Linked DNA regions of Homo sapiens: region 2 is linked to region 1. A link is an interaction called in ENCODE POLR2A ChIA-PET data of the cell type or tissue named here. Cell type or tissue: Panc1. All regions are shown on one strand.

Region 1 (2,500 bases):
TTTTCTCAACAGCTCTCTGAGGAGGGTGCTATTGCTGCAGGGCTGGAGAGGTTGAGGAATTTGCCCAAGGTCATACAACCCCAACTGTGAATTGGGGTTTAAACCCAGGTGGTCTTGCTCCACGGTCCCACACTTTTAGCCTCTGCTGCTGCTTCACATATTTAAGAACCCTGTCCACCGCTGCCCCTTCTGGGATTCTGGAACCAAGAGGGACAGACCTGGAGCTGAGCAAAGGGCAGGCAGCCCCTACGCTCCTCTTCAGCCTCCCCTCACTTTTAAGGCTCTGCGTCGCCCTTGGATGTACCAAGGCAGGGCTCCATCTTACTCCTGTATTCCTGAATGCTGCCCCCTTCGCGGCCCCGCACACTCCTCTAACTTGCTCTTTCTTGCTGTAAGTGGTGGGGAGAGTCCCTGGGCCCGGGGCTCTGTGTGGTTGGGAGGCACGGGGCGGGGGCAAGGAGGGCTCCAGCCACCTCTGCTCTATTTGTAGGTGCCCCCTACCCGCTCCCACTTCTGATTCTGACTCAGATCTCTTTCTTTGTTCCCAAGGACTCTGGGGAGTCCTGGTGCCTTGGCAAATCCCCTCTTCCGTGTCATTGCCAACCTCTTCTCCTGACTTACTCTCTCCCAATGAGCCCAGGTCAGTGAAGGGAGAGGGTGGGGCAAGGGTAAAGCCTGAGTCTCCCCCAAAGCACTTTGCCTCATTAGCCCAATCTCCACTGCACCCCCTATTTTTGAAAACTGGCTCCCGATCTTCCCATCCCTCCCACCCAGACCCGGTGACGCAGGACGTGGACCTCAGGCAGGGACCCATAGGACCAGTGAAGGCCAGCCGCCCCATCTCCCAGTCCTGTCTACCTCTGAAGTGCCCAGAGGGCTCCCAGAGCGCTGGGAGGCGAGAGGCCTGGGTTCTGTGTCCAGTCCCTTTCCATGACCTCAGGCAAGCCTCTTCTCTGTGGCCCTCAGCTCTCTCATCTATTTGCCGAGGGGCACAGGTTTAGTTCCCTTGAACTGCTGAACTCCGCGGTCTGTGATCCTGAGACCATCTCTGTCTCATCCACATCCTCCACCCCATTTCTCCCCACCTTCACTCTGAGCCCTGAGAAATGGAGAAGCTGAAGACAAAAGGTTAAATGAGGCTGGGCTCACGCCTGTAATTCCAGCACTTTGGGAGGCTAAGGTGGGAGGATCACCTGAGGTCAGGAGTTTGAGACCAGCCTGGCCAACATGGTGAAACCGCGTCTCTACTAAACATAAGAAAATTAGCCGGGCATGGTGGCAAACATCTGTAATCCCTGTTACTTGGGAGGCTGAGGCAGGAGAATCGCTTGAACCCTGGAGGCAGACGTTGGCAGTGAGCCGAGATCGCGCCACTGCACTCCAGCTTGGGTGACAGAGCAAGACTCCATCTCAAAAAAAAAAAAAAAAATGTTTAAATGAATCAGGGCCAGCAAAGGTGCTCCGTGTTCCTCTCTTCTTAAAGAATAAAGGCACCTACCTGGTGTCCACAGGTGGGCAGACTGTTGCCTTCACTACTGGCTCCTGGGACCAAGACGACTCAGAGTCCAGGTGAAGAGTCAGGAGAGGCGCCAGTTCACCTCCAGACCTGCCTTAAAAGCAGCTTGCCCGCCTTCTCTCCTCCCCTCCGGGCGGGCCCTGCACGTGGCCCTGACAGCAGTAGGCCCCACCCCTGCTGGATCCAGTGAGCTCAGGTGGGGCTGGCACAGGCAGCAGGAAGGGAAGCACTGGGTGGTGGGTTTTGGGTCTGGGTGTGTGTGAGGGGCTCCCAAGTTCCTGCTTGGGCTTCTCGTGGCACCACATGGCCAGGGAGTCCTTGCTTGGACAGGGCATAGCTAGAATCAAGGTGTGCAGTGGGCACTCCTCAGGTGCTGGCTGGGGCAGAGGCCATGGGTTGGCAGAGCTGGCAGAGAGTGAGGGCCTTGACAAAGCAGGATGCCAGTGGGCAGGAGACCCTCTGCAGTCCCCCTTTGTGCTGGGTCACACTGGGACAGGCACAGGGTAAGGGCCCACTGGAAGTAAGGCTAGGCACGAGCTTGTCTTTTCTTCTTTCTCTCCTTTTACAGTAATGACTCTAGCTTGGGATGGGGCCTCTAACTCAAGGAAAGGAGGCTGAAGTGTCTGGAGGGCTTTGAGAAGGGGCTTATAGCTGTTCCTTCACTCATGGGCTATCTCTGTCCCTCGTCTGGTCTGTGCCCCAGGGTGGAAGTTCCCTGAGGGGAGGACATTGGAGGGTGAGATCAGGAAGCCCAGAAGTCTGGTCTGGTAGCTCCTTCTCCATGGTTCCAACTCTCTCCCTGTTCTAGAGGGGCAGGGGTCCTAGAATGTTGTAAGGAGGTGTTCAGACATGGTGAGGGGAGGGTGCTGATGGCAGAGCCTGGTCTGGGAGCGGTCTGAAGTGAGGGAGCTGGCGAAGTCTCCAGCCCAGGGACTCATGGTGATCCCAGTAGGCTAATCTCAGGGGTGGGTTGCCCCATGCCCC
Region 2 (2,500 bases), 200 kb after region 1:
TTCATGATTTCACATTTGCAGAGAATATCTCCAGGTTAACAAATGTAATTAAAATACTTAATATGATGAGAATAAAAATTTCCCATCAATCATGTAACTTTTTTGTTCATATTGTTCTCAAAAGTTGAAATTAGCTTTCACATCAGCAATAATTTCAGATTTGATTAAGCATCCATCTCTTTGATTATTTCAATCAGCGTGTTTTTTAAGGTTGTTGAAGTTTGTGATTTTAAGTTATTGCTTTCTTTTTTTGTATTTTGTATAATATACAAAAAAGCATATAATTTGTAACAATTATGTTTTATAGTTCATAAGAAAAACATAAATAATAGTTTTCTAGGTAAGTATTATTACATCTCAGCAACATGTTTATTCAAGTAGCTAATGTCTAAGAAAGATTGAAAAGCTTTTAGGCAGATTGTTTTAATACGATTTTCTTTCTGGTTGAATTCTAGTCTGATATAAAGACAGCAACTTCCTTTTTGAGTCAAATTTCAAGAAATGAAGAGATGATGCAGATATCTCCTGCCTTCGTTTTAAAGATAAAAGAGGATTTGTATCTACTTCTGATAACTAGTGTTACAATTGGAGTTATTTTATAGATTCTGAACCCTCCTGAGCTCCCTTTGTGCTTCATGGCTTTTTGTCCCTTTGTATTTTAGACTGTTTCCATTCATGTCTTCTAGTCACTTCACCGGTTTAATAGTGTCTTTTTGAAAGACAGATACTGTATAATTCCAGTACTATGAGGTGCCTAGAGTAGTCAAATTCACAGAGACAGAAAGTAGAATGGTAGTTGCCAGTGGCCGAAGGGTTGGGGATAGACAGTTGTTGCTTACTGGGCATAGAATTTTAATTTTGCAATATGAAAAGAGTTTGGGGCCAGGCGTGGTGGCTCACACCTGTAATCCCAGCTCTTTGGGAGGCCGAGGCAGGTGGATCACCTGAGGTCAGGAGTTCGAGACCAGCCTGGCCAAGATGGTGAAATCCCGTCTCTACTAAAAATACAAAAAATTAGCCAGGCATGGTGGCAGGCGCCTGAAATCCTAGCTACTTGGGAGGCTGAGGCAGAGAATTGCTTGAACCCGGGAGGCAGAGGTTGCAGTGAGCCAAGATTGTGCCACTGGACTCCAGCCTCAGAGACAGAGTGAGACTCGTCTAAAAAAAAAAAAAAGAAAAGAGTTTGGGAGATTGGTTGCACAACAATGTCAGTACACTTAAGACTACTGAACTGTAAACTTATAAATGATGAAGATGATAAGTTTATGTTATATGTATTTTACCACAATTTTTAAAAAGTCTTAAAAAACAGGTGCTTCCAGAAATAGTTTGTATCCTCCTTAGCTTTAAACTTAAGTAGCTGACTTTTGTTTATTTAAGAATTTCTTCCTTCTTTTGCCAGTCTCTGTTAAACTATGTTCACACCTTAATCTTTATATTCAATTATTTGTTAAACAATGTTCTGCTTTAAATTTTTCCTTAAATTGCATTTTATTGGGACACATGATTAAATAGGTAATCATTCACTTTACTATGTAGCTCTTATGTGGCTTTTATGATCTACCTGTACTGTTTTCACAGGAGTATGATGTTACTCTTCTTCATATTTAGGGTGACATATCTCCAAGGGGTACATGGTGTACAAAATTTTAAATTGTTAAGCTGGGAGTAATTTTTATAACGCCCTTCTAAAGTAGCTAAAAAATGCACCACACATAATGTGTTGGTCATCCTGCCTCGCCCATCCCTAAAGCTGTGAAACCAAAGAAAACTAAACCCTAATGATTAAATGGTATGCAAATGCTGGCAATGGGAGGAACAGTCACAGAGTGTTTCTCCCTTTTAAAACTATGAAATGTAATCTTTCAATTTTCATAAAGACTTGCATTTGGCTGAAAGCACGTTTAAATCCCAGCTCCTTCGGAGGCTGAAGCAGGAGAATTGCTTGAACCCGGTGGGTGGAGCTTACAGTGAGCAGAGATTGTGCCACTGCACTCCAGCCTGGGCGACAGTGCGAGACTCCATCTCAAAAAAAAAAAAAAAAAAAAGACAGAGAGAGAGAGACAGACTGAATCTTAGGTGTCTGGGCTCCCAGTTCAAATTTTGAATAGTTTGTGATTAGAAGTTTATTTCTACCTGTAAAGAAACATATAAAAGCTATATTTCCTTATAGAATATGATTTTAATAATAAGTGCAGAATGATTTGCAGATAGTAACCATCAATTTTTTTTTGTGTGTGTGGGGGATAGATTATTAGTATTTAAATATTTTTCAGATTAACATATTGCAGGTTTTTAGACTAGTAGGAAAACCAAATACTGAAATGCATGGCATATGGCTCCTGATGAATCTTTACAGAATTGAGAACAGAACTTGGGTATTCTATCTTCTGTTCATTCAAGAAAATATACTGTTTTGTGTTTTTCAAATAGAAGCATCACATCAGAGTAGTTAAGGGAAGTTGCTGGGTTTAGAGTATTTGTTGAATGTTGACAAAAC

The links. Peaks named below come from ENCODE experiments on the same cell type or tissue, not always from the same donor. Only the 100,000 strongest peaks of a DNase experiment are listed, where the experiment ranks them.
Region 2: POLR2A ChIA-PET joins it to region 1 with 14 read pairs; 2 of 35 experiments call an interaction of 5 or more read pairs at or near these places.

Annotation. Positions count from the first base shown.
Region 1 is chr17:40,500,036-40,502,535 of GRCh38, forward strand. TNS4 (tensin 4) reads right to left here and starts at 1,588. Exons shown (of 13, transcript NM_032865.6): 1 at 1,499-1,588. RefSeq lists an enhancer at 1. In Panc1, no CTCF peak of the experiment used is centred here; no DNase peak of the experiment used is centred here.
Region 2 is chr17:40,704,036-40,706,535 of GRCh38, forward strand. No RefSeq gene overlaps it. Among named protein-coding and RNA genes, the nearest start is that of KRT24, 1.5 kb to the left of the region's middle. In Panc1, no CTCF peak of the experiment used is centred here; no DNase peak of the experiment used is centred here; H3K27me3 peaks cover 258 bases.